Linked DNA regions of Homo sapiens: regions 2, 3, 4, 5, 6 and 7 are each linked to region 1. A link is a loop called in an ENCODE intact Hi-C map of the cell type or tissue named here. Cell type or tissue: mammary epithelial cell. All regions are shown on one strand. Region 1 has its middle 49 kb from the start of PPP1R17. Region 2 overlaps ITPRID1 (ITPR interacting domain containing 1). Region 3 has its middle 70 kb from the start of ITPRID1. Region 4 holds the start of LOC107986781 (a long non-coding RNA gene). Region 5 has its middle 20 kb from the start of ITPRID1. Region 6 overlaps ITPRID1 (ITPR interacting domain containing 1). Region 7 overlaps MINDY4 (MINDY lysine 48 deubiquitinase 4).

Evidence for each region. Hi-C counts contacts between places; a loop is a spot of excess contacts. Peaks named below come from ENCODE experiments on the same cell type or tissue, not always from the same donor. Only the 100,000 strongest peaks of a DNase experiment are listed, where the experiment ranks them.
Region 2: it touches region 1 in a loop (6-fold over the local background); 39 of 110 quality-filtered maps call a loop at or near these places.
Region 3: a loop joins it to region 1, with 18 times the contacts of the local background. A loop is called at or near these places in 69 of 110 quality-filtered maps.
Region 4: a loop joins it to region 1, with 12 times the contacts of the local background. A loop is called at or near these places in 70 of 110 quality-filtered maps.
Region 5: a loop joins it to region 1, with 6 times the contacts of the local background. A loop is called at or near these places in 3 of 110 quality-filtered maps.
Region 6: a loop joins it to region 1, with 18 times the contacts of the local background. A loop is called at or near these places in 50 of 110 quality-filtered maps.
Region 7: it touches region 1 in a loop (16-fold over the local background); 7 of 110 quality-filtered maps call a loop at or near these places.

What each region holds. Positions count from the first base shown.
Region 1 is chr7:31,734,666-31,738,665 of GRCh38, reverse strand. It overlaps a transcript of PDE1C not described here. Among named protein-coding and RNA genes, the nearest start is that of PPP1R17, 49 kb to the right of the region's middle. In mammary epithelial cell, a CTCF peak has its summit at 2,082 (motif pointing right); a DNase peak (open chromatin) is centred at 2,105; H3K27ac peaks cover 862 bases.
Region 2 is chr7:31,632,439-31,636,438 of GRCh38, reverse strand. All of the region lies in intron 10 of ITPRID1 (ITPR interacting domain containing 1), which reads right to left. It also overlaps a transcript of PDE1C not described here. Among named protein-coding and RNA genes, the nearest start is that of PPP1R17, 53 kb to the left of the region's middle. In mammary epithelial cell, a CTCF peak has its summit at 2,333 (motif pointing right); no DNase peak of the experiment used is centred here.
Region 3 is chr7:31,441,725-31,445,724 of GRCh38, reverse strand. No RefSeq gene overlaps it. Among named protein-coding and RNA genes, the nearest start is that of ITPRID1, 70 kb to the left of the region's middle. In mammary epithelial cell, a CTCF peak has its summit at 2,162 (motif pointing left); no DNase peak of the experiment used is centred here.
Region 4 is chr7:31,132,331-31,136,330 of GRCh38, reverse strand. LOC107986781 (a long non-coding RNA gene) reads right to left here and starts at 1,688. Exons shown (of 3, transcript XR_001745159.1): 1 at 1,488-1,688. RefSeq lists silencers at 1,594-1,693, 1,714-1,763. In mammary epithelial cell, a CTCF peak has its summit at 1,695 (motif pointing left); no DNase peak of the experiment used is centred here.
Region 5 is chr7:31,491,790-31,495,789 of GRCh38, reverse strand. No RefSeq gene overlaps it. Among named protein-coding and RNA genes, the nearest start is that of ITPRID1, 20 kb to the left of the region's middle. In mammary epithelial cell, no CTCF peak of the experiment used is centred here; a DNase peak (open chromatin) is centred at 1,999; H3K27ac peaks cover 686 bases.
Region 6 is chr7:31,646,793-31,650,792 of GRCh38, reverse strand. The region is part of intron 12 of ITPRID1 (ITPR interacting domain containing 1); the gene reads right to left. It also overlaps a transcript of PDE1C not described here. Among named protein-coding and RNA genes, the nearest start is that of PPP1R17, 38 kb to the left of the region's middle. In mammary epithelial cell, a CTCF peak has its summit at 2,291 (motif pointing left); no DNase peak of the experiment used is centred here; H3K27ac peaks cover 288 bases.
Region 7 is chr7:30,798,980-30,802,979 of GRCh38, reverse strand. The region is part of intron 5 of MINDY4 (MINDY lysine 48 deubiquitinase 4); the gene reads right to left. The region is part of intron 7 of INMT-MINDY4 (INMT-MINDY4 readthrough (NMD candidate)); the gene reads right to left. Among named protein-coding and RNA genes, the nearest start is that of MINDY4, 30 kb to the right of the region's middle. RefSeq lists enhancers at 2,065-2,194, 3,061-3,180. In mammary epithelial cell, a CTCF peak has its summit at 2,087 (motif pointing left); DNase peaks (open chromatin) are centred at 1,809 and 3,189; H3K27ac peaks cover 1,036 bases.

The DNA of each region.
Region 1 (4,000 bases):
CATGGCGGCTTGGTGCTATGGGAATTATGCCCCCTGGGATGGCCTTGCAGAAATGCCTCTCCTAGCTGGGTTGCTTTTCAAGCAGCACCTGTGATATGGCTTGGCAGTGTCTTCACCCAAATCTCACCTTGAATTGCAATAATCCCCACCTGTCAAGAGCAGGGCCAGGTGGCGATAACTGAATCCTGGGGGCAGTTTCCCTTATACTGTTCTTATGGTAGTGAATAAGTCTCGGGAGATCTAATGGTTTTATAAATGGTAGTTCCCCTGCGCAAGCGCTCTTGCCTGCCACCGTGAAGATGTGACTTGCTCCTCATTCACCTACCGCCATGATTGTGAGGCCTCCCCACCCATGCGGAACTGTGAGTCCATTAAACCTCTTTCCTTTGTAATTACCCAGTCTCAGGTATATCTTTATTAGCAGCGTGAGAACAGACTGATACACCCTGATTCCATTGAGATTGGGCTCATGTATCCTCTCTTTAGCCCTTCTCACCTCACCCTCGACTCTTCCTGGGTCTCGCACTGGCCTGCTAGGCTGCGTGGCTGGAGGGAGGTGTACACTGAGCATCGTCTAAAGCTGATGCCAGCACTGGGGCACAGGAGAGGACTGGGTGACAGCAGCGGAAAGGTGGGCAGGGATAGGTAAAGGAACTCCAGCCCAAAGGGGAAGGAGACAAATCCCTATGGGCATCTACTAGGGTTTTTCAGGTTTTCTATGCTGTTATTTAACCTATATAACAGTCCTTTGAGGCAAACAGGGCTTAAATCTCTGGTTCTTACCTCTCCTTATTTATGATGATCAAAACTAGAGTGTTTTTGAATGGTTATTGCAGAAGAAATGGACTTTTTTTTTTTTTTTTTTGAGATGGAGTGTCGCTCTCTCACCCAGGCTGGAGTGCAATGGTGCGATCTTGGCTCACTGCAACCTCCGCCTCCTAAGTCAAGCAATTCTCCTGCCTTGGCCTCCCGAGTAGCTGGGATTACAGGCACCCACCACCACACCTAGCTAATTTTTGTATTTTTAGTAGAGACAGGATTTCACCATGTTTGCCAGGCTGGTCTCGAACTCCTGACCTCAGGTGATCCGCCCACTTCAGCCTCCCCAAGTGCTGGCATTACAGGCATGAGCCACTGCACCCAGCCTGGACTTACTTTTCTACACTACAATATCTTGGAGTAGAGGCAATGTTTTATATTTGAGAGTGAATTCAGACTTATGTTGGCATGTCAGTCTGAACTACTGAAAAGCTACATTTTTGATTCTGGGTTTCAAAAGAAACAGTTTTATTGTATATGAAGCAAAGAGACCAAACTAGGTTAATGGTGGTGGTATTCATTTATCTATATATTTTTTTCTATAGCTATGGTTAGAATTAGAAGAGTTGGTGGGGTATGGTGGCTCACACCTGTAATGCAAGCACTTTGGGAGGCTGAGGTGAGAGGATTGTTTGAGGCCAGGAGTTCAAGGTCAGCTTGCTCAACAAAGTGAGATACCGTCTCTACAAAAAAAAATAAAAATAAAAATAAAAAAGTAATAAAATAAAATTAGCCTGGTGTGGTGGTGCATGCCTGTAGTCCCAGCTATTTGGGACACTGAGGCAGGAGAATCACCTGAGCCCAGGAGTCAAGGCTGCAGTGAGCCATGATCACACCACTGCACTCCAGCCTGGGTGACAGAGTGAGACTCTGTTTTGTTTTGTTTTTTTTAAAGGGGGAAAAAAAGAATTAGAAGAGTTGTTATAATGAACAACTAGTTTGTAATTAGAACATCAACTGCGTTAAGTGGCTACTTTGCAGATGCCTGAAGGAAACTTGATTCGGCCTCCCCACCTAATTTTACACTGAGCCTCCCCCCACACAAGGGATTCTCATAATTTGGAATATCATGTCTCCTTTTTTGTGCACCCATAGCATTAACTCTATAACATTTTTATCTGTGAGAAAAAAACATTTTGCCAGGCAGAAATAAACCTCAACCTTGCATGAAGGATCACAACACATTGAACACGCAGATTCCAAATCAGTGTTTCCCAAGTGTTAAAGGCTCTAGCATTAGCAAGCAACTGCAATGTGACAATTTTTCCTGCAGGTGGCGGTGGTGTGTAGGGAAAAAAGCCACACGGTTGGACCAAGGTTTCCCAGGATAGAGAAGAATGGAGGCTGGCTTGGTACGTTCCACTCAAGTCAGCAAACACATATTGAGCCCTTCCAGTCTCCAGGCACTGCCTTAGGTGTGGGGTGGATCCAGTAGGAGTGAACCTGGGTCTCCAGTTTGGGGAACTCACAGTCTTAGGGAAGAATGTGTCCTTGTCTATTAGGCAGGATTATTCGGGCTGCCCTTGGAAAACTTAAAAATCAAGCCCACAGCCAGTTTTTCTCTGTCTACAGGCCTCATTGTAGGGACAAAGAAATCCCTAAGGCAAGCCTGCCCACATTTCCAGGGAGTACCTGCTGGTACAAGACCTGGAACGAGAGTGCGTCTTTGCATGTGCTTGGCTGTTCTCATGGGCGTTCATCTCCCCACTGACTCTACAATCAATCAGCCCTTTGTATTTGTGGGTACTACAGCCTTGTGTTCACTCAACTATGGATTGAGAATATTTGGGGAAAAAAAATCCACAAAAAAATTTGCACACAGCAATGCACTGTTGAATCCACGTGAATGTGTAGGCATTGTATTAGGTATTATAAGTATTCTAGAGATGATGTAACATATATGGGAGGATGTGCATAGGTTATATGCAAATACTATGCCGCTTTATATAAGAGACTTGAGCATCCTTGGATTTGGGTATGAGGAGGAGGTCCTGAAACCGATCTCCCACAGATACGGAGGGATGACCGTATATACAATTTCGCCACTTCTGCAATTATAATCTATCAAAGGCACAGAAGAAGACAAACAACATGCCCTAGAGCCACAGACCCAAAAGGAAAAAGAAACGGTTGTTTTTTCACCTTCTACTCAGGAGCAGACATTCTATTTTGTAAGCATTATTTCATTTAACATTTATGACTACCCCAAGGTGACAGAAGCAGCTGTTATTCTCACTTGACAGATGAGGAAACTGAAATTCAAAGTTCACAATGTCACCTAACATCCACAGCTACTAAGTGTCCAGGGCAGGATCTGAAGTCTGACCCCAGCGGATAGATGCCTTCTGTATGGTTTGATGAGGCAATAGCAGGCCTGGGACGTTTGCTTATACTGCCCTCATGACACTTAAAGGCAGTGCTTTTTTTTTTTTTTTTTTTTTTTTTTTTGAGACAGAGTTTCACTCTTGTTGCCCAGGCTGGAGTGCAATGGCATGATCTCAGCTCACTGCAACCTCCGCCTCCTGGGTTCAAGCGATTCTCCTGCCTCAGCCTCCCAAGTAGCTGGGATTACAGGCATGCACCACCATGCCTGGCTAATTTTGTATCTTTAGTACAGACAGGGTTTCTCCATGTTGGTCAGGCTGGTCTCAAACTCCCAACCTCAAGTGATCCGCCCATCTCAGCCTCCCAAAGTGCTGGGATTTCAGGCGTGAGCCACTGCACCCTGCCTATGCAATCCTTTTCAAATATTAATCAAGTGCTTACAAATCACCTATGGATCTTGTAAAAATGAAATTCTGATTTGGGTGGGGCGGGAGGCTCTGCATTTGTAATGAGCTCCCAGGTGACATCAAAAGATGCTGATTGGGGGACCATACTTAGAGTAGCAAGGCTTCAATTTGCAGAGGTCCCTAAACTTTTAAAATAGTCTCGGCAACTCTAGGCCAAAAGATATTCCTAGTCTACTTTTTAAGTTATTAGGTCCAAACAACTAAAGTCTTTATGTTCTAACAACTTGGCAGCCATATGAAAAACTTATTCATATATAAAGAAGAAATTTTTTTTTGTTAGATTACCACAATTACTTACTAATGGGACATATGTGCCCCGGGGCCTCACAGCTTCTCAAGCCTTGAAATGAGATGGGACAACACCGCCCTTATTTCCTGTTCCATCTTGA
Region 2 (4,000 bases), 100 kb after region 1:
TTTCAACTTTTCAAACAATCTCGAAGCAGTTACTATTCTTGAATATAAGCTTCATATGCAATGTTTGCTATTAACCCTCTTACAATGAATGGATGAAATTATACGTTAGAACACTAGCACAGAGTGATATGTTAGAGCCCATTTGTCCATGTGCTGGCTAGTTTATACCAGTCTGGTTGATATGGCATAGCTGTGTCCCCACCCAAATTTCATCTTGAATTGTAGTTCCCATAATCCCCACATGTCATGGGAGGGACCTGGTGGGAGGTAATTGAATTATGGGGGCGGTTTGCCACCCCCATGCTATTCTTGTGACAGTGAGTGAGTTCTCATGAGATCTGATGGTTTTATAAGCATCTGGCATTTCCCCTGCTAGCTCTCATTCTCTCTCCTGCTGCCCTGTGAAAAAGTGCCTTCTGCCGTGATTGTAAGTTTCCTGAGGCCTCCCCAGCCACACAGAACTGTGGGTCAATTAAACCTCTTTTCTTTTTTTAAAAAAAATTATTTTAAGTTCCAGGGTATGTGTGCAGGATGTGCAGGTTTATTACATAGGTAAACTTGTGCCATGGTGGTTTGCTGCACCTATCGGCCAATCACCTAGGTATTAAGCCTGGCATGCATTAGCTATTTTTCCTGTTCCTCTCCTCTGACCCCCGCCCTCCCCTTACAAGCCCCAATGTGTGGTGTTCCCCTCCCTGTGTCCATGTGTTCTCATTTAAACCTCTTTTCTTCATAAATTACCCAGTCTTGGGTATTTCTTCATAGCAGCATGAGAACGGCCTAATACACTGGTCCAAATGAAAATAAACAACTACAAAGGGTCCCTAAAAGGTAGAAAGAGTAATTTCCTCCAAAAGAGGTATACTTGTGATATAACTGTTGCCTTTCATTAACTGTACTTGTGTAAAGCACAAAAAACAAACCAATGTTTGAAACTCAAGCAATAAAAAATCAGACATTGGGAACCTCACTTGAATGATGAGATCAAATGGTGGAATTGGGCATAGTTCTCTCAGGTGTAGAGGCTTATTTATCTTGTGTTTGTTTTAGAAGTGAAATGCCTGCATGTCAATCGTTTTGAGAGATTCACCAAGCAAAATGTGGGCCAGGTTACTGATGGTTTAGTTTCTTCAAGAGGCTAAAAATCCTTTCTCTTTATAGAGTACCTTCTCAACAACCAGACTATGCACATCTAGATGTAGGATTTCCAAATTCTAAATATTCCCTTAGAGTCATAGAAATTAAATGAGACAAAGGATGAGAAATCACCTAGCTCAGAATGGCCATGATGGATTATTAAACAAACAGACAAATACAAATGTACATCATTTATCACTCCCACACCCTCACACCTAATATGTAATATAACATATCACACCTAATATGTAATACATTGCCTTTAGGGAAGGCAATATGGCATCTGGCAAGAGTAATGGCAGTGGTACCAGCACGCCTGGCCAATCCCACCCCACCCAGTTCCTTCAGCTAGCTAAGCCAAGACTAGGGGAACTTGAGACGTCTCATTGCCCTCAGTGGCATTTTCCCTAGGCACTCAATATGCCGAAGGAGCCACAGTTCTTCCTTACTCTGCTCCAGTGGGGCCTTGACTTCCCACCTGGCACCTACCAGTCCTTTTCCTCCAGCTAGATCTTATCACCTAAGCATTCTATTGCCAGCTGAATCCTGTTCCAAACCAGTTGTGTAAATGGAATCCTTCACCACCACCAAGCCCTGCACAATTTTTTTCATGCCTCCTTAGACTGCTGGTTCCCCCATCCTGCCTATCCCATAGCTTAAGGGGGTCCACTTCTGTACACTGGATGCTATTGAAATCTAGTTAGGCTCCATGCTGAACCATCTAGAAAATTTGAAGCCTGCTCTACTGGAGTCTGATTCTGACTCTCCTACTTAGAGGCTGTGTGATCTGGAGCTTGCCTCTTACTCTCTCTGAGTCTGTCCCCTCATAGGGAAAGTAATGAATATGGTAATACTATGTTACTTGTGGGGTTGCAATAAGGATAATATCCAGTAATATATTTCTAATAATATATAGGCTACATAATGTTATATGTAAATTTTTGCTGCAGGACATCATTATTAATATTATCTGTTATAACTCAATCTTCGTATCATTAATAATAATCATGGTTAATACTAATATTAATTAGAAATTACCATTTTCAGCACACAAGTGTCTTCATGGAGATGAATTTTACCCTCCCAATTAGGGGGACCCTGCTTGGGGCAGGACTACTCTACTGACTTGTAAGTTGGGAAACATTTCTGCCTAGGAGGAGACAGACGCCTCAGGCACTTTGTGGGAATAATCACCAGATGGCAGCATTACACCAACCACAGAGTGGAAGAACCTGGTCCCTGCCAAAGGACCTTTGGAATGGCTAAAATTAGTAAGAAAAGTCAACCTGCTTTTCTGGGCTGGGCTGGTCTGGTAATAAAAGCTTCTGAATTCTAGGTGGAAAGTTCCTGTTTAAAATAGTCTGAGTTCACAGAAGCTATAAAATTGAAAGTTACATGGGAAGAGGGAGAAAAAGCAGAGGTGATGGGGTGTCAAGTGTGATAAAGTTGTGTAGAGCAAGAGAAATGTTTCAACCTCAGACTGTTTGAAGTTAACTGTCTTCATCAATCAATTCTACTTTAACTATTTTATGGTCAAGTTCCTATCTCTTCTGTCCTCCAATGGTACAAAATTCTGTGACAGCTCTGTGGTGAAGCTGAGTCACCAAGCAAGTTAGCCTAGAGTTGGAATGGACATTAGAGATTAGGCAAATGCCAATGCCTTTAAGAGCTGGGCAGGTGGCATAAATATGTGAAACAGCTAGACTTCAGGACAATGGGCGGTAGTGTGAATTGTTCAGACCAGAGAGCAGTTGTTCCTTCTAAGGCATTTTACAAAATTAATTTTCAATGTTTTGTAGAACAAACAAAACCTCTCTATGTTCCCCAGGTTGGAAGACAGGATGGTGCCACCTCCCTTCCAGAACACTCCTTATAGATGGTCATTTAGCTAGTGCTTACTCACTTTTGGTGACAAGCAATGACTCCTATCTGGTCAGAGAGCATCATACGTTTTAGGAAATTCGTCTTTGTATTGGCCACCTCTACCTTAGCATTTTACATTTGTCGGTCATAGCTCTGCTCCTTGGAGTAGTGCAGAATGTGTCGAACTCCTTTCCCAAAGACAGCTCGCTTGGACTCTCCAGGCCTTTCTCCTCAGCGTAAATCTCCCCAGACCTGGCCGGTCGCGGTAGCTCACGCCTGTAATCCCAGCACTTTGGGAGGCTGAGGCAGGCAGATCACGAGGTCAGGAGATAGAGACCAGCCTGGCCAACATGGTGAAACCCTGTCTTTACTAAAAATACAAAAATTAGCTGGGCATGATGGTGCCCACCTGTAATCCCAGTTACTCGGGAGGCTGAGGCAGGAGAATCACTTGAACCAGGGAGTCGGAGGTTGCAGTGAGCCAAGATCGCGCCACAGCACTCCAGCCTGGCGACAGAGTGAGACTCTGTCTCAAATAAATAAATAAATGAATGAATAAATAAATAAATAAAAATAAAAATCTCCCCAGACCCTTTAAATCAGCTCTCACAGGGCAGGCTTTTCAGGCTGTTTGTGTCTTGTACTTTTGAATAGGCTCTTACTTAATGCTTGCTGTAAAACCTGTCACCCAGCTGGGCTTCAGTAGTAGGGATGACGGTCTGACCAACATGGAAACGAGGAGGACTGCTCTTTTCCTGCTGCTAGATTTCACTTCCATACACACAGCCTAAGGTTGTGTTAGTTTAGTCAGAAGTTGTGTTCCCAGTGTTGGGTTACACTGATATCAGTCTCTATTTTGAAATCAATAAATAAATGTTTAGAAACCTAAGTGAATGGTTTAGTTTATATCCTTGTGAAATTTGATCTAGCTTGTTTGGGACCATGGTTCCATCCTGTCATGGATAATTTTTATTTTTATTTATTTATTTTTTGAGAAGGA
Region 3 (4,000 bases), 290 kb after region 1:
AAGTATGTCTGCTCTCTCTATGCACAAGATATAGGGCCCAAAATGTTCAGCCTGTTGAGTTACTAGAATATAAACAAAGTATACACACAGCCTAGGACCAGCGTCCTCTAGGATTCTCTTCTCAGTGGGGCCACCAAAATCACTGAAACAGGTCAGAATCAGGTTAGCATCCCCAAAGGAGTCAAAACAAGAAGGCAGTGCCTAGACGTGGAGCTTAGCTGGATGGAAAAGGAGGAAAGTTCATGGGGTCCATGAGCGGACTCAGAGCAGCCCTATCGCAGGATTAAGCCTGGGAGGTTAATATGATGCATCGGTAGCTGTCACGGCCTTTATTTCTCTCCTACAGCTGCAGACAGTGGTGTCCCGAGTCCTTGAGAGAACAGCTTGGGAAATGAGGCTTATGTGAGATGACAGGAAGAGTCATTGCGGCAGAGGGATGGGACAGAGCAAGAAAAATTGTGAGATGGCTGACATGGTGCCAGGTTGGAGGGAATTTTATAAACCAGGCAGAGGGTGTTAGACATGAAATATTATCAGAGAGGCAGAGCCATGAGAGTTTTTTTATTGGGGTGAAGACATGATTGAAGAAAAGTTTTGTTGCCACTTATAGGATTGGAGGGGACAGAAGTAAAAAAAAAAAAAAAAACCTAGAAGTTTCTTAAATAAATTCAGGTGTGACATGATAAATGTTGGCAAGGGAAATGAGAAAAAAAGGGTGACTTTAAGAGAGACTTCAAAGGAACAATCTTTACGACTGTGCATAGCCTCAGTAGGTAGAGAAATGTAAACCAAAGCTGATACCAAGATTATATGCTTAGCTGACTGAAAAATGCACCATTTCTGGCCAGGCACGGTGACTCACACCTGTAACCCCAGCACTTTGGGAAGCCAAGGCGGGTGGATCATCTGAGGTCAGGAGTTTAAGACCAGCCTGGGCAACATGGTGAAACTCGTCTCTACTAATAATACAAAAATTAGCCCAGTGTGGTGGCGCGTGCCTGTAATCCCAGCTACTCGGGAGGGTGAGGTATGAGAATCGCTCAAACCCAGGAGGCAGAGGTTGCAGTGTGCCGAGATCGCACCATTGCACTCCAGCCTGGACATCAGAGCAAGACTTCATCTCAAAAAAATAAAAAGAAAAATGTGTCATTTCTTTCTCAAAAGAGACAGAGGGTAGAGAAGGAAAAGGAAACAAATGTGAGACTCAGGTTTTACCTTTTGCCAGTACAGTTTGAGATGGTCATGATACATTCAAATAGTTATGTCTATCAGGCTGAAAGTTAGAACTTGAATGGAGAGAGGTTTACTGGTATGCTGATAAATGTTTAACAACTGGCTCTCCAGGAAGGAAAGCACCCTGGTTTATATCATTTGCCAATTCTGCGGCGTAAATGCTTCCACCATGGCTGATTTTATGCTGCCAACCTGAAGTCACTGAATGCAGAGTTGGGAAGAACTGCCTGTGGGGACTGATGGGAGGTGACCCCAGAACAGCACTGGAAGATGACAGGGATGGAGACTTGAAAATCAAAGAAAACATAAAGTCAAGTCCTGCATTTTACGATGATGAAACTGAGACTGGAAATGGGACAGAGAAGAGAGCTGAACTCTTGAAAGCAGTAGGATGGTTTAGAGGCAGAAGACCAAAGTGTCAGAGATTTAGCCTTTATCTCTATACACAGAGCTTGGTGCTGCTGCAAAAACAATTCATTTGAAGATCAGGAAGATTATGATATTTAAGGTAAGAGAAATATAATTCCCAATGATTATCAGTAGATAGAAGAAAGATAATGCTCAGAGGGTTGGTTGCAATTTTCTATTCTACCTAAGTTCTGATTGGCCTATTGTCTGTCATCCTTAGCTGCTAGCACAAATTACTTCAGGTACTAATTTTCTGAGCTTGTATGCACATTCTGTTTGGCTTATTTCTGCAACAGGTCAAAAGAAGGAAATGAGCCTGTGTGTTCTTATCTAGGCATTCTCAGAGAAGGCTACAAACCCATTACCTCTCACATCCATTCAGAGCACTGTGACACCAGGAGCATGGTGAGAGCTCATCTGTTGTCTTTGGGGATCTTAGGGATCTTTTCTTACTTCCTCATCATGACTCCTAAAACCTTATTCTAAAGAGCCTGCCTTGGGAACACTTGCAGCTTTTACTGCCCCCTAGTGGATATCACACATTACTTCATCCTTCACGGCTTTTATCTGCTGAGAGGGATTAGAGATCTCATCAAGCTCTAGGGTTCAAGGAAAGCCCAATAAATAGCTTTCTCCTGATAACTTAAACTTCAATAATGCGACGGTTCTCAATAATCTTAGCACTCTGAGTATGCCCAGCATTCCTTTTAGGGAAATACAGGTTCATTCAACTTCGTGTGTGACACTAGATTGTCCCCCAAAAGTCTCATTTAAATGTTGTTTTAGCCTCGTTTCTTATTCTAAAGCTTTTTAATCAATTGAGAGCATCTGAGAACTTGACTTTAAGAAGGAGGAGGATCTCTTGTTCTATGAGTATTCTATGGGTTTCTTTCCATTTTGTGGAAATAAAAATAATCACAATTTTCTCTTTAAGCTTTTGACCTTTGTGAGATTAGACCCTGTAGTCCATTAAGAGATCTCAGACACCAAAGTTGATATGGCCTTCAGAAACTTAAAAAGCCATATTAAAATTTTAAGTGTACAAAGACTACATTGTTCACCGGGCCCTCTTTGACCTTGCTAAGAAAATGTTTATAGGGAAACATCTGCAGTCTTGTGTGCAAATACTTAGGAGCGTAAATCAAATCTACAGATAACGTCTTTGAAACCCACTTGTAACTCACTCATTCTTTATTATTGGGTGTTCCTCTCAATTGCTCAATCAGCAGAGTCAATTTACTAGTTACAACTATGATTTTACTTTACTTATGCAATCGGAATTAAATTGGCCTTTTGACTATGACTGTAAGGCTTATTTTATCATACACAAAATACCCATCCTCACATCATCCCACCCCCAACACACACACACATATCTACAAAAGCTTTAAAGGGGAATATAGCCCTTTTCTGAAGGTTTTCTTAGAGATGGGTAGGATGTCAAGGAAGGGATTATACCACACTTTAAATAAAAACCATCTTAACTGCATAGCAGGGTTTCCAGTCTCCTTTCATTCTCAAACTTCCCCTGTCCCTCCGTCTCCTCTCTGCTCTCTCATGTTGGTCCTTCTGGCCTCCTCTCTGTTTCTTTCCCTCTCTGCCCATCGTTCTTGCTAAGGTGATCAATCTGGTCTGTTCTTGGATCCTCTCAAAACCTTATTCATACAAAGCCCATTTGAGAGAAAATGTACTAAATATTTTCACTTTAACTTTTTGTCCTACGATAAAAAAAACTTCTTTGTGATGATTATTGTGCAAACACGAAAGTTTGCCCTTGGACCAAATTACTGATGTCATCCACATGGAAGTGGCAAATGCTGATGCTTCTGCTCCTCCTTATTTCTTCTCCTCCATACAACGTGTCTCTAGACATTCCTCCGGGAGCCAGCAGAGTGGAATCACTGCATTATCTGTGGGCTCTTGTACACAGGCCACTTGGGTGTCTACACTGAGGATAGTCCTGATCTCACTGGAACTTAGACAGGAAGGAATGCTTCTTTTCAAATTGTTCCTAATACCACTACTCTCTTTCCTCTAAATGAAGACAGCTGTACTAGTGTATTTTCATTTATGGGCCGTGACCCACTGGGAGATCATAAAATCAACTTAGTGGGTCACATTGGGAGTTTTTAAAAAATGAAATATAATAGAAGAAAATATCAGGGTGCATCACCTAGGAAGGGTGACTACCGTTTTATGCAACTTTTCAGTCTTATCTAATGCATAGCATATCTCCTACTGTGACCTGGAAGTCAAACATATCTGAAAGTTTGAAAGACACTTTTTCCAGATTTTTTTTTTATGTGAAAGTTCAAAAATTGTCTCCAAGTAGACGTGGGTGGGGGAAATTAGGCATTGT
Region 4 (4,000 bases), 600 kb after region 1:
TTCAACTCATCCTTAAAGTTTCAGCTTGGAAGTCACTGCTGTATCCCCAGTGTGAATACCAGGGCTTGTGTAATTAAATAGATGATCCCAAAACCGGCGCCATTATTCAGTACAAACGGAAAGGGAGGGGTGGGGGCAGACATGAAGTTAGGGAGCATTATGGTAGCAGATTGGAAAAGGCGCTAGACTTATGTAAGAAAACAGGATGACTTTTAGCTTCCAGAAATGATTAGGTTAAAAGGTGACATGAGACCGCCCGGTGGCTCACGCCTGTAATCCCATCAATTTGGGAGGCCGAGGTGGGTGGATTGCCTGAGGTCAGAAGTTCGAGACCAGCCTGGCCAACATAATGAAACCCCGTCTCTACTAAAAACACAAAAATTAGCTGGGTGTAGTGGCGGGCCCTGTCCCAGCTACTCGGGAGGCTGAGGCAGGAGAATTGCTTGAACACGGGAGGCGAAGCTTGCAATGAGCCAAGACCGCACCACTGCACTCCAGCCTGGGTGATGGAGAGAGACTTTGTCTCAGAAAACAAACAAACAAACAAAAAATTCACATCAGTGAGGATGGAACTATAAAAAGAAGAATGGATTGGGATGAGAGAGGGTGGAGAGAAGGAAGAGTTCAATTTTTGTGTTTTATTTGATGTGATTTTATTATTTTTTTTTATTTTTTATTTTATTTGAGACGGAGTCTCACTCTGTCGCCCAGGCTGGAGTGCAGTGGCGCCATCTCGGCTCACTGCAAGCTCCGCCTCCCGGGTTCACACCATTCTCCTGCCTCACCCTCCCGAGTAGCTGAGACTACAGGAGCCCGCCACCACGCCCAGGTAATTTTTTGTATTTTTAGTAGAGACGGGGTTTCACCGTATTAGCCAGGATGTTCTCGATCTCCTGACCTCGTGATCCGCCCGCCTCGGCCTCCCAAAGTGCTGTGATTACAGGCGTGATCCACCGCGCCAGGCCTATTTTATTTATGTTTGAAATGGAGTCTCACTCTGCCGCCCAGGCTGGAGTGCAGTAGCGCGATCTTGGCACACTGCAACCTCTGCTTCCCAGATTCAACCGATTCTCCTGCCTCAGCCTCCTGAGTAGCTGGGATTACAGGTGCCTGTTACCAGGCCAAGCTAATTTCTTTTGTATTTTTAGTAGAGACGGGGTTTCGCCATGTTGGCCAGGCTGATCTTGATCTCTTGACCTCAAGTGATCCACCCGCTTCGGCCTCCCAAAGTGCTGGGTGGCATGAGCCACCGCGCCCAACCAAGAATTCAGTTTTTGAAGTAACAGTGTGAGGGGTCTATTCAACAGCTCAGCGGGGTTGCTTAAGAGAGGCCAGTGCTCATGGCGCGAGAGAGGGAAGCAGTCGCTGTGCCTTTCTTGCCTGGAGTTCGATCTGTGTCCTTAGCGGGCACCTAAGGTTCTTGTGGAACCCACAAACTCCCTTTCTTCCACCGGCACCCCACCATACGAAACACACGGTTTCCCTACCTTTGAAATCACGCAAACACCGCTGCTGGAAGGAATCTAATGTTTAAATGGGATGAGGAAGGGATGAGAAGTGAAGAGCGAAGTGGGAGAGAGAATGACGGTGGCCGAGAGAAGCTGTCTTCAGACCCTGCCTGCCCTCGCCCTGGGCCCGTGGAGCTCAGGAAGGCACTTTAATCCGAACATCTAGTGCCATCTAGTGGCCGATTGTTAGAACTAGAGGAACGGTTTCCTGCGGCCTGGACCAAAGAGGGCAAAAGCCGCCGGGAGGAGAGGAATGAGGGACTTGGGGAAGCAGGAAAGGATACAAGCAGTGATTGGAAAAACAGACATGAGCTCTTCTCTTGGATCCAGGATTCAAACATCCATCTTGGGACAGGGCACATGCACTATACTCAGGCTGTCTGTTGGCGGTCCTTCATCGGCAGCAGCCCCTCTCAGGGAGGCCAGCTGCTCAGAGCCAGATCACTGCCCTGCAATCCTCCCCAGACTCCTAGGCCTCTTTCTTTGCCGGATCATAAGATCCCTCATGCCTGGTTGATGCTGTTCCTTGCTGAAGTTTTTCTCCCAATTATTAGCAGCCTGAATTACCAGTGCTTGTGTATGTTATTTCTTATTTGGAAATCCAACAAGCTTTTAATTAGAGAAGCAACAGGAAGAGATATTAAGCTATATTAATGCGTCTGAAAACCCAGCACAGCTAAAAGAAAAGTAATCTCATAGATAACAGCACTGCTGAAAATTACAGAACAGCTTCCAGTAAATAACTAAATGGAAAGTCCCAGAGAGGGTCAATTGTTGCCGGTTAATATTTGTAGTAAAGTACAGCACTTGATAATGCTGCTGTTTCTTATTCTTACGGGAAGCAAACAACAAGAGTTGGGATTTCCCCTTGAGATCCTAATTCCCAGATCCTGCTACAATGAATTTAATGAAAGTTTATCTTCTAAATACTTCCTTCACCAGTAACTCCTAGAAAGGTCTCTAGGATGCTTTTCTTTCCAAGGAATGTCACAAACATGACCATATCTCAGGTCTGAAGATAAGCACCGAAGCAGATTGTTTGCAAAAATGCCTACGATTATTCCCCTCCTTGTATGCACTCCTTGAATCTGGGCTGCCTTTGACTTACTTTGTCCAATTAAATACCATGGAAGGCACTTGTTAATGCTAAGCCTGGGCTTCAATAAGCTAGCCAAGGCACCAGGACATTTGAGAGAGCTCAGCCAAGATCAACAAAGCCATCTGTAGCCAAGTAGAGGACCCAGAAGGAACCAGAAGAACCCAGCTGTTCCCACCCCAAATGGTCAAATCTTCAGAATCATGAGCTAAGTAAACAACGGTTTTGTTTTTTGTTTGGTTGGTTGGTTGGTTGGTTGTTTTTGTTTTTTTTGAGACAGAGCCTTGCTCTGTCGCCGAGGCTGGAGTGCTGTGGCACGATCTCAGCTCACTGCAACCTCCGCTCCTGGGTTCCAGTGATTCTCCTGCCTCAGCATCTCGAGTAGCTGGCATTACAGGCACCCACCACCATGCCTGGCTAATTTTTATACTTTTAGTAGAGATGTGGTTTCACCACGTTGGCCAAGCTGGTCTCGAACTCCTGACCTCAAGTGATCTGCTTGCCTCGGCCCAGGATTACAGGAGCAAGCCACGGCGCCCGGCTGATGGTTGTTTTAAGACCCTAACTTTTGAAGTGGTTTGTGATATAGCAATAACTAATAGATATAAGCATTATGACTAAATTGCATCCTAGAAAGTTTATGTTTCCTGACTGCATGGAAAACCATGATACACATTTTCTTAAAAAGGGCATTGGAGGAACTGGCCAAATAGGATTAAGGAGGTTGGGGGCCTCCTCATGTTGCTGATCAGGGAAGTCTCTGGATTTCCCTTTGGAGTCATCCGAAGTAACCCTGGCTATAAGAAAATCTATTCAATCATTAGCAGATTCTAGTTAAGCAGATAGATGAAATTTTAATAAGGTATAATTCTGGTTGTTACCATACTTACCTAAATTCCTCATTTATTTCATGCCTAATTTATTGTAACAGCTAATTTCTCTTACCCTAGATTTATTTCTACTTCAATTTAAATTGTTGTCTACAATCAAACCAATTTTTATCCTAATGTCTCTTTTAATATGTTGATCCCCTGCTCAAAATTCTTCAATATCTCCCTATTTCCTGCCACACAAAAATAGTCCCTGAAAACAAAATTAGCAAAATTAATTAATTAAAAGTTAATAAATTAGACAAAAATTTTAAAAGTCTTTTCTTCTAAAAATACAGTTAAGACAATGAAGACAAGCAACAAACTGGGGGAAGATATTTGTAAATCACATATCTGATGAAGGTCTTGTATAAATAATATGGATTTTAAAAACTCTCACAATTCAATAAGAAATCAAATTAGCCAACTTTTAGAAAAACTGGAAAAAGACATGAACAGATATTTAGCCAAAAAGATATGAGTAGCAAATAAACACATAAAAAGATATTCATCAGCATAATTAGAGA
Region 5 (4,000 bases), 240 kb after region 1:
GTGAGTTCTCACGAGATCTGATGGTTTTACAAGGGGCTTTTCCCCCTTTGCTGGGCAATTCTCTTTGCTGCCACTATGTGAAGAAAGACATGTTTGCTTCCTCTTCTGCCATGATTGTAAGTTTCCTGAGGCCTTCCCAGTCCTGCAGAACTCTGAGTCAATTAAACCTCTTTCCTTAATAAATTATCGAGTCTTGAGTGTGTCTTTACTAGCAGAGTGAGAACAAACTAATATCCCCTCTAACACTCTCTGTTTCCTCACCTTCAAAGTGGGGGTAATGAGAGTACACTTCATAGAGTTGACCTAAATTTTAAATATGGTAATTGGTGTAAAACACTTAGAATGGGACCTGCCACTCAGTGAAAGAGTAGTAAATACATGTGCTTAATTCCTCCAAGAAGCTAGAGTTGAATTTGGAATCTCTTATCCTTTTACCTATATGCACCAGCTGCTTTCCCCTTTTAAACCTCAATAACATTTATAGAAGTTCATGGGCATGATTGATGCTGAGCAAATAAGTGTGGCCTCAAGGTCAGGATGAGGTTAGAATTAAGCCAAGATCACTAGGCTGCCTCCCATACCTCTCGAGTACAGGGCAAGGAGCTTCTGCCTGGCCTGGGCTCCCCTTCCTCCTCACAGCTCAGAGTGGACTGTTATTTAAAAATCTAGCTTATTTTGGGTTGATACTGTCTCCAGTCTCATAAAGGGGATGTGAAGTGGCTTATAAAATGAAAGCATGCAAGTGGGACAAGAGGAGGAGAACTAACATTTGTGGAGCACCTATTATGTGACAAATACTTCCATGTATATTGTGATATTTTATTCTCAAAATGACTCTGGAAGCTGTGTTTTAATAACCCCATTCAAGAGAAGAGAGAACAGTGGCGTGAGAGAAATGTTACTTGCCTGAAATAAAAAAGAAACTGTGTTCCAGAGTGAGGCTTTTTGTGGTTGTTGTTGTTTTTCTTTTTCTTTTCTTTCTTTCTTTTTTTTTTTTTTTTTTTTTTAGAGACAGGGCCTCACTCTGTCACCCAGGCTGGTGTGCAGTGGCGTCGTCGCAGCTCACTGCAGCCTCAACCTTGCGGGCTCAGGTGATGCTCCCTTCTCAGTCTCCCAAGTAGCTCAGACTACAGGCATGTGCCAACATGCCTGGCTAATTTTTGTATTTTTTGTAGGCATGGGGTTTCACCATGTTGCCCAGGCAGTTCTCAACCTCCTGGGCTCAAGTGATCCACCCACCTCAGCCTCCCAAAGGTCTTAAATTTAAGTCTGAGTCCAAAGTCCAAATTTTTGTCACCGACCAAGCTGCCTGACCAACTAAAAGATACTGAATGAAGCCATGCCAATTGCTAGAAAAGACTGAACTGTGAGGAGCCAGGAGAGCTGTATTTGTGCAGCTATTATCTCTTAATCCTGACACTGTCCCATAAGAGAAGTGTTTGTTGTCTCGTAGATGAGGATACTGAGGTTCAAAGAGGTTAGGTGACTTGCTCCGTAGGCAAAATGGAACTTGGTCTCAAAGCCAGTCCCCTTGAGAGCTGTTTCCTGGATCAGTGCTACTAAAAAGTTATATAGATTACTCCAGGAAAAAATCTGTCACTGACAAGGAAAATCCACGCATGGGAGGCCTCAACTTCCTTATCTGAGACAAGAAAATAACACTTCTCTCATGGGAGAGTGTCAGGATTAAGAGATGATAACTGCACAAATAGTTTTAATCCCTAAAGCACTTTATATGAGCATAAAGGATTACTAGTACCATTGCCATTGTGGTGACTCATCTGGGAGTCTGGGGGCAACAGCTGTTACACAACAACAGGAGCTCCCTTTTTGCCAAAAAGATAAGGAACGTGTAGAGGAAGTGGCCAAGTCCCCACTTTCAGATGCAAATAGAAAAGGAGTGGCCTCAGTTCATCATGGAAGAACTATTCCTGTTGCAATGTGCAAAGAACAATGAGGAAACAAAGAGGCTTTGAGGAAATGGCATAAATGAGCATGCCTCAGCCCAGCAGTCTGAGTTCTTCAGAATGCAAAAATTTGACTGGTGATTCAACCAGGGGCAGGAGCAACGGGAATTTCTCCTCATATACTTACAGTTCAGGTATTCATTTGATGGCATCCTTGATCATATTACCTCTTACTCAATTACTCTGCCATCATTGTACATGCAGCAGATATTTAACAAGTATTTGTTATGCTCCAGGTTTGGAGTAAGGGAAGTGAACAAGGCCAACAAAGTTCCTGGCCTCATAGAATGTACCTTCTAGTAGGGGAGGATGAACAGGAAACAACCAAGCAAATAAATAAGAAGAGGGTTTCAGGTGATAGTAAGAGTTATGGAGAAAACACAAGATGGTGGAGTTGAATCCAACAAGGGATTGGTGAAAGTCCTCTGCATCCTGAGGAGATGGGAGCTAAGCAATGGGCAGGAACTTGACCAGTGAACTGGCAATGCTCCACTCGCCCCATGCATGTGCCTTCCCTGCTCTTCTCTAACTCCACAAATAGCACCATTGCCTGGATCACTTACCAGCTGGTTTCCAGTGACTTTGGTCAATGAGAGACTCCAGGAGGCAGGAGGAGGGACAGGTGAGGACCTTGTTTCTCCTCCTCTTCCCTGCTTAGGAGTGTTTGGAGAGACTGTGGCCCTCTGGGACTGTAGCTCCCATTGAGTGACCCCTCCTCTGTGACTCCAGCTCTTTCTGGGCTCCAGTGGCATAGGTCCTCCCACTGCTACCCTAGGCCCTCTGACCATAGAGGGAGTAATGGCTTCTCACTGTTGTTACTCTCTGGGCTCTCTCCTTTCCTGGTTGTTCCCTTAACCCTACCCACACTTCTATCCCTTCATTACAGTATCTGCCTTAAAAACTGTGGAGTAGATTCTGCTTCTTGCTGGAATCTGGACTCATACCCCTTGTGAAGGAATAGGGATGAGCATTCCAGAGAGGAAACTATTATTTTATGGACAAAATAAAGAGGATAACTAACCTTTGTGTATTTTTTTTATAGATTATGAAGCATTTCCATAATGGTATCTCATTTAAATCTCATGACAACATAGAGAGCTTGGGCAGGTGTTATTCCTGTTTGTTTATTTATTTATTTATTTAGATGGAGTCTCACTCTGTAGCCCAGGCTGGAGTGCCGTGGCACGATCTCGGCTCACTGCAACCTCCACCCTCCGAGTTCAAGCGGTTCTTTTGTCTCAGCCTCCTGAGTAGATGGGATTACAGGCGCCCGGCTAATTTTTTTTTTTTTTTTTTTTTTGTATTTTTAGTAGAGACAGGGTTTCACCATCTTGGCTAGGCTGATCTTGAACTCCTGACCTCGTAATCCACCTGCCTTGGCCTCCCCAACTGCTGGGATTACAGGCATGAGCCACCACACCCGGCCCGTTATTCCTGTTTTACAAACAAGGTACCAGAGGTTCTGAGAAGTAAATTATTCACCAGATGCTATGAGTGGTCAATGCTAGAACCTAATCTCAAACCCAGGTTTCTGGCTCCAAGCCCAGGTTTCTTCCCCCGACACTGTGACCTAGCAGGCAGGTGGTAAGGAGAATCTAAGGACACTTAAGAGACCAGCTTACCAGTTTCAGTAACAGCTTATGGGATCTGTCACAGACAACAAATCACCAACTAGACTCTAGTTTAGTCATAGGTCACATGGATAGGAAACTCCTCTCAAGCTCAAAAGTGATCAAGACAACTATCAATTCTAATTATGGGGAAAGCCATATGATTAAACCTCACAAGTTGACACTTTTGTTTCAGAGTACCTGCATCTCCACCTTACTCAAAACATTTCTTTCTCCTAACAGGTATGAATTGTCACAAATCACCTATTTCAGAGGAACCAGAGAAGCTAGAAGTTTATAAGAATCATTTGGCCTGGTGCGGTGGCTCATGCCTGTAATCCTAGCACTTTGGGAGGCTGAGATGGGCACATTGCCTGAGCTCAGGATTTTGAGACCAGCCTGGGCAACATGGTGAAACTCTGT
Region 6 (4,000 bases), 88 kb after region 1:
TCTGTTTAATCTTGTTTAACTTTGTTGCTGGGTACTGCCTCACTCTGAGTATCAATAACATTGAACACATCTGTTCAGCTGGTATGTGTTTGATTAAAGAAAATCTGCTTAGAATAATGTTTATTAGTCTTAGTCCTGCTTAGTCACAGTCCTGGAGGTTGGAATCTGCAGGATCAGCTTCATCCACCTAACAAGCCCACCCTGAGGAAGGCAGGCAAAGGTTAGGCATCCTGTCATCTCCAGGAGTTGGAATCTAGAATTGAACTTTGTCTACGCTTTTAATCCTTCCCATTGCTCCTGATGTAGTCATCGTTTAACTCTTACTTTCTCTCTCAGGCTGTGCCTTTGCCTTGGTTTTCTCATTTAAATATATTCCTGCAGCTCCTGAGAACTTTGGAACTCTCCACTAACAGACTTGACCACCCTCCAGTCTGCCTCCCAGCAGCACAAGGCTGTGTCCCTGGGATGACCTTAACCTCCCCATCCCCCAATAAAAAGCCTGACTGAGAAATCTAAAGGCTGCCAGGAAAATTTACTGTTTGCTTTCGCCAACACCTGACATAGGCCCTTTCTAAGAGTATTTATTAAATGTTGATTATAATTGTAAATATGTATTTCTTACAACTCACAAGTGTCTCTCTCAAGGACCTGAGAGCCACTCCTTTGAAATGTAATCATCTAGAAGGTTTGGGCCTCTGTCCCCGGTCTCTAGGAGGGCAGAATCCTAACTTCAGTTACTGCTGGCTCACAAACACAGTTGGTCTAATGGCATTGACATGGACCAATTCTTTGTGATTTTTCACTTTTCTGACTCTACTGAGCCCCTACTCTTCACCCTCCCTTATTCTCTCTTTAGAATGCCCAAATCACCTCTGCACAAATTGGAGTGGAGCTCAGCTCTTTCCCCTGCTGTCAGTAGTTGCTGAACACAATCTGTTTTCATGGCTTTAACTAAAGCTATTTACCTTTGGCACCTCCAAGCCCAGTCCATTTGCCGGCACTCTGATGACTTGCTGAGTTCTTACCAGCTATCCCCTTTGTTTTGCATCCTGGGTTGGATCATGCTTTGAAATCCATGACCCAGAACTCCAGGGCCACTAACCATTTGACTTTGAGTAATATTAATGCTTGTTAGGCCCTAAAGCCATCTCTATCAGACCCACAGGCTTGGACCCCTTCCCAAAATCAGTGTAGCAGAGGCTGCTAGTTGACTACTCACAATCTTTCTCTCCTTTATTCTTGTTAACAAGAATACTTTAGAGGCATCCATGTGTCTAGCTAAAAAATTACATTTCCCAGCATTCCTTGTAGAGACAATGGCCAGTGAGCTGGGAACAGAGAGCATGCTGTGGGGCTTCTGTGGTGTGCTTTAAAGGAAACTGATCTTGCAGGCTGGCTGTTTTGAAGCTTCTCTTCTTCCTCCTTCCATGGAGACCAACTTTACAGCTAGGTGGACTCCTCTAGCCCTGTTTCTAGGAAGTCTGAGATTTCTTACCCTTCCTCTCTAAACTACATGGCCAACATCCTGGCAGCCGGATGGCTATTTTTACCAGAATTGTCATAATGGAAATACTTTCCTAAGAGTAATGTTTTTATATTGAAAACTCTCCATATTTTGGTTTTGGAGTTTGGTTTTGATTCTATCCTCTCGCTTTTATACTGAATAACGTATTTTGCATAGTAAAGCTCTTGCATCAATTTTGCAATTTTGCAATTACTCTTGCATCAATGTGAGTGAATTTGAAACACTTAGGGAATCTCTGAAGTGATACTGATGTTGGCAGGAATGCTAGATTATGGCTCTTAAGACCAGAAAAGATCTTGTAGACCATGAAGGGCATCTGTTATAGATACGTGTTCTGACATAGAATGGCTAGTTAACTTGTCTGTGGTCAAAAAATGGCAGTAAGATTTCGAACCCATCTCTTGTTTCATTTCTTTTCTTCTAAGATCTGAGTCACAGCAGGGACCACAGTATAGCTGAACACAAGGATAAGTTGCTTGTCCCTTAGCAGCGAGCTGTTTGAGTGGTTCTAGTAGCTTCCCATCAGGTAACCAAGACTTCCCAACTGGTTCAAATTCACTTCAAAGTTCTGGGGACAGTGACGCCAGGATCATGGAAGTGTAGTGCTCAAATAGGCTGAACATCATAAACATTGAATTTTATGCTCATGTAGTTATTTTGGGGTAGCCTTTTGTGATTGAAAGGTATAAGACTGGGGTGTTTTGGTTTGGGAATAACTGATGGAGTGTTTGCTCTCTGAGAATGGTGGAGGGATGTGGAAGATTCTGAAATGCTGCCATCTTCTGGTTATTTGGAAACATGGAAAAACACATTTTAGCCCTAGAATAAGTATAGAAATGATTTCATAATAAAGAAAACTGTAGGTGAGAAAAAAAATAAATAAAAACCCTCAAAAATAGAGTGTTTTGAACATTTCTTCTTTTTCTTCTTCTTCTTTTTCTTACAATATAAAGGCTTGATTATAACCCAAATACCAAATGCAAGTTCTGCTCTACTGACCCAAACCCATTGAAACAAACTTTAACTTCAATGGTAAGAGCACCATCACCAAAAGACAATGAATTTTCACTTTGAATATGCTCATATTACTTTTTCTTATTTGTGTACTTTTACTTTTCTCTAAAACTAAATCATAAACAATATGGAAGCACTTCTAATATTCAGAAATCTTATTTCTGATAGATCTCATTTTCTTTTCTGGAATTTTTTTTGAATTAACACTTTTTAAAATTAACAAATTATCCTGAAGAATTTACCTATATATAACAATTTAGTTATACCAACAAACCATTTTTTTGAATTAACAAATTATTGCAAATAACTCACTTATATGTGAAAATTTAATTATATCAACAAATCATTACCCTAGACAACCCAAAAAGGCCACAAAAATGGCATTTATCAATTAGTCAAATGTTTATCTGCAGTGTTATATATTGCTATATTAGGGGGGTAAGATAATGATGTTTTTGAGTCTTCAAGTCCTTTACCTAAAATTGCTCTTAGTTTCAACATCTGCTCAGAACTCCCATTGTCGTCGTCGTTGTCGTCATCGTCTTCTTCTTCCTCTTCTTTTTTTTTTTTTTTTTTTTTTGAGACGGAGACTCTCTCTGTTGCTCAGGCTGGAGTGCAGTGGCATGATCTCACCTCACTGCAGTCTCCGCCTCCCAGGTTCAAGTGATTCTCTTGCCTCAGCCTTCCAAGTAGCTGGGATTATAGGCACACACCACCACACCCAGTTAATTTTTTTTTTTTTTTTTGTAGTTTTAATGGAGACGGGGTTTTGCCATGTTGGCCAGGCTGTTCTCGAAGCCCTAACCTCAGGTGATCCACCCATCTTGGCCTCCCAAAGTGTTGGGATTACAGGCGTGAGCCACCATGCCTGGCCTCCCATTATCTTCTAAGAGATGTCCATCTCTGCTTATAATCTTCACTTGGTCCAAGAGCTATGTCCTGTTAATATTTTCGTAAATATTTTTTCTAGCCCTGTCTAGCACTTGGCATCTAATTTAAAGCCAATTTTCTTCAGAACAGTTTTCAGGCCTTACAAACCCAGGCTCACTCTTAGTAGATGTTGCTGCATGCACTAACTTGTTCTCTTTGTGCTTTAAATGTCTTTAAGCGGTCTCCTGTCATGGAGGAATGCAATCTCTTATTTCCACTTGCTTTCCAGCACATGCGCCTGTGTGCATATGTATGCCTGCATAGGAGTATAAATATGCACACGTATATGTGTGTATGTTTGAATTGTTTTCTTTGAGTGTATTTTTTTCTATTTCTTTGGATGTTAATAAAGGGAAATTCATTGTCATCTGGTAAAACCTTATATAGCATCCATTTCAGCAGGTGTATGATGTCAAATCAACTGGATATAAAAGTACCTTTTTTTGTATAATTGCAAATTCTAAGAGGAAAGAAGGTGAAGGCAATAGGAGACAAGGCATTAGAAGCTTTCGGATGGTGGCCCTCACACCC
Region 7 (4,000 bases), 940 kb after region 1:
TTGGCCGGGTTGGTTAGGTTGGTTGGTTGGGTGGGTTGGTTGGTTGGGTGGGTGAGATGATTGGATGGGTGGAATGGTTTGTTGGATGAATGGATGGTTGGATGGTTGGTTGGGTTGGTTGGTTGGTTTGGTTGGTCGGTTGGGATGGTTGGTTGGTTGGGTGGTCAGATGGCTGGTTAGTTGTTTAGTTGGCTAGATATATGGTTGGGTGATCAGGCAGTCATGTAACTAGTTTTGTATGAACAAAAAAATTACTGAGTAAATTAATGAATGCCAACAGGCAAACTAAAGTTCAAATTGTTTCAATTATATGAAAGACTTACCACTTTTAAGTTTCACGATACTATCACAGACAGATTAGCATAACTTTCCCTTCCATTCTCCTTGCTAAGTGCACTCTCTCATTTGCTTGGCACTTATTATTGCCAGGTACAGAGACATGGCTGAGTAAAGACAGAGAAATAAGGCCCCATTCCAGGCCTCAAAAAGTTCATGAATATAAATATGAGTTATCAAATCATTGTTCTATACTGAGGGTTGTCCAAGATACTGAAGGAACAAAAGAAAGCAGCCAAACTCTGCTAACCAGGATAGGATTAGGGTGAGATAATCAAGAAGCCTAAGGTGCAAAATTTTAAGAGACCTTCCCTCTCAGGTTAATGCAGGTGTCCAGCCTGCAGCTGAACAACTGTGAGAGTGAGTAGCTCCTTACATTTTGCATCCTAGATGCTTCACCTCACTCAGCCTTGTTCTGGTCCTACTAACCTCTATGTGGGCCTTTATATGGGATTCTGGTAGCCAGGAACTGCTGGAACATAGCTAACAGAGCAGCACAAAAGCATCTTGGAGTGAGAAAAAAAGGAATACAGGAAAGATTCTCCATAATACCACTCCTGCTCTCTCACACTCATCTCCCAAATATTATCTCAGAGCCCAACAACTTCCTTCCATCTAACAGCTGCTACTTCTCCTGCATGGAACATCTTCCCAGCCTGTATCCCAGGACTCAGAACCTAGGATGGAGCTGGCAAGGGCCCAGGTGTGGTCCAAGGGAGATCTCAGAGCTGCCATGCTGATGTCCACAGATGGACAATACAAGATCACTCATCTTCCCTTCCAGGGGGATGTGTGGCCACTCTCTCACTTCTTTAGCCGCACTTTCTGGATCTCAAAGGAAATCTGAGTCAAGGGAAATCTCTTTCCTCTGCAGACGCATCAGATCAGAGACTTGGAAACCATGGAACTGAAGGTACCTTGGGGTTATAATAACCACACAAGGTTTAGGGGTCATCAACCCCATTTTTGGAGGGCTCAGAGTGGCCTGTAACATGCACTGGAGCTGTTTCTCATGTTTAATCTCCTGTGCCTACTTTCAGGAGGCCAGCAATCAGAAGGAGAAATGGCATTCCACTGTGGACTGGGGGCACATGTATAGGGTAAAATGTGATCAACAGGCTGAGAAGTGGGGAGAAGTGGCTGAGCATCGGGCATCAATGGCAGGTGTGGAGGACAGCTGTATCCACCACAGAAGAGAGGTCCCCAGAACAGGTTAAGAAGGTGAGGCTGAACCAGTGCAAGAGCCCAAGCAGGCCACTATCCACACAGGATGACCGGCATGCTGGAAAGGAAATAGGTATTGTGTGTCTCAAGAGTCAGATTTTGAACCTTAATAGTCTGATGTGAAGTCCAAATAATGCATAAAGACAAATTAAAATGAAAATTCTCCCCATTACTCATCCCATGAGGTGCAGATGTTTTCAGAGCTGGGATGCTCAGAAGCAGGGAACAGTCAATGAACCGCAAATGCCACATCCTCTGTAAGCCTCCTCCAAGTCCCGGCTGGCACAATTCATTCCCCCTCAGGACACAGAGAGGCATCTGTGCGCCCGTGGCTTTCACTCCAGATCTGGGGGCCTCCAGAGGCTCTAGAGGACCTGGGAGAGTTTGGGATGCACTTGTCTCTCTCCCCCTGGACTGCTTAAGAAAGGTCTGGTAGGGCCTGGTGAATGTCCCCTGAATTAAATTATGCAACAAGGGCAACGAGACTAAATCGCTGGGGTTGGGAGGATTGATGAAGATCTGCTGCCATCTACTGTCCATTCTTCTGCAAAACCTGAAAAACTGCCAGGCATCCCCAGTGTCAGAGGAGTGTTTCAATGCAAAGGCAGAAACACTGAGGCTTTGGGCCCTTGGCTGTATCAAGGCTGCAGAGACCCACAGCAGAACAAGGCAGGTTAATCTTCCCCTGGATCTGTGAATTAAAAGTACAGCCATTCCTTCTCCAATGTTACTGGTTTACCAGGAAGTCTTTTGCATTAAACACTGCCTCTCCAAGCCCAGGGCCCTCCTGCCCCCTCAATAGCGTCCCTTAACTGCTCCCTGAACTTCCACTCCTTTGTGAGGGCCACAATTTAGCACCCAATTACACAGGGCATCCCAGTGCACCCTGGGCTTCTGGAGGCAGGGAACCATATCATGCACTGGCATCCCCAGTGCCTACCTGGGCTATGACACCTCTGAACTCACTAAGACAAAAGGACGTGACCCAGCCACAAAGCCAGTAATGGGTAATATGATGCTCTTGCAGAGGGCTGCACATGTCATGATGGGAAAGGCTGTCTGAGCCTGGAAACAGTTTCGTTTCAGTCTCACCTTCTGGAGTCTGTATCCTAACCTGTAAAAGATCCCTGCTTGGCCCATCTCACCAGGGCATCCAATGCATCTAAGGTGATATCCAGGGACAGGCTTTGCAGTTTATCTTTACTGTAATACCTAGGGGTTGGGTGAATGCAGAAGGAGCCATGAGAACTGACATGGAGGCCACAGGTGTCCCACCCAGCTGCCTCAGACAGGTAAATACTTCCCAGCTGCTGTCAATGTCAGCTGCTAAGGGCTCACAGCTGCATCCTTTTCTGGAGAATCGTCCTTTGCCAAACTCATCTAGGAGGTTGCACACTGCCCGCCCCACTCCAGGATGGGCAGCCCACAGCCAATGACTAAGAGGGGCACAAAAAGCTCACTCCCTTGCCTTAAACATGGGACTAACTCTGAGTCAATTCATGCTCCACATCTCCCCAGGGGATCAGCCTGAGCCCTTAGCCCTCACACCTTTGCTGAGCTCCTTCCCCTGCCCAGTTCCACTTTCCTCACCCCACTTCCTCCTGAGAGCATGCCCCCAACAAATTACATGTACCGGAATCTGACTCAGGCTTGGCCCCTAGGGCATTGCTTCCCAAAGCTTGACACGCATGACATCACCTAAAAAGCTTGTTAAAACCCAGATTCCTGGGCTCCACCCCCAAACTTCTGACTCAGTGGGTCAGACAAGCTGTTTCTAAAAAGTTCCCAGATGATGCAGATGCTGCCAGTCCAGAGATCACAGTTTAAGAACCATTGTTCTTAGGAACCTAACCTGAGAAACCATTCAACAAGTAATAGGCAAAGGGGTTAGGGATGGTGGAATTTAACCTTGCCCTAGTCAGCCTGCCTTCAGCTCAAAATGCTGCAGCCAGGAACAGCCTGGAACAGGCCTCCAGTGACAGATGCTCATACTCAGGGCTGGGAGTGATTCCAGGTTGCTGTGTCCTAAATCCATTTACTATATACCCACAGGTGCTCAGAGGAGCCTATAGTCTAGGAAGGACTCCAAAGTCACAGGACCCTGGTTTACAGGCTCATTATTTACATAAGATGAGCCTTAGAGAGGTCAACTGAATCAAAGTAATTCAGAGATTACAAAAGAAGTCAGAAGTCTGGTCTAGGCATGTGTAGAGGGTAGAATTGGGGAGCCATTACAGAGCAGCCCATCCTACCCCTTCATTTACAGACAGGAGCACAGAGGCCCAGAGAGGCCTGGAGGTCTGCTCAGCAGACTGCAACCTGCAAGCACAAGACAAAGAAGTGCATGACATAAAGGCAAGATGGGGACTTGCTTTTACTGTCCTTAGACAGTAGCTGTGAGCAACCCTACTAACTTGGGCTCTAGTAATAGTCCTGGTGT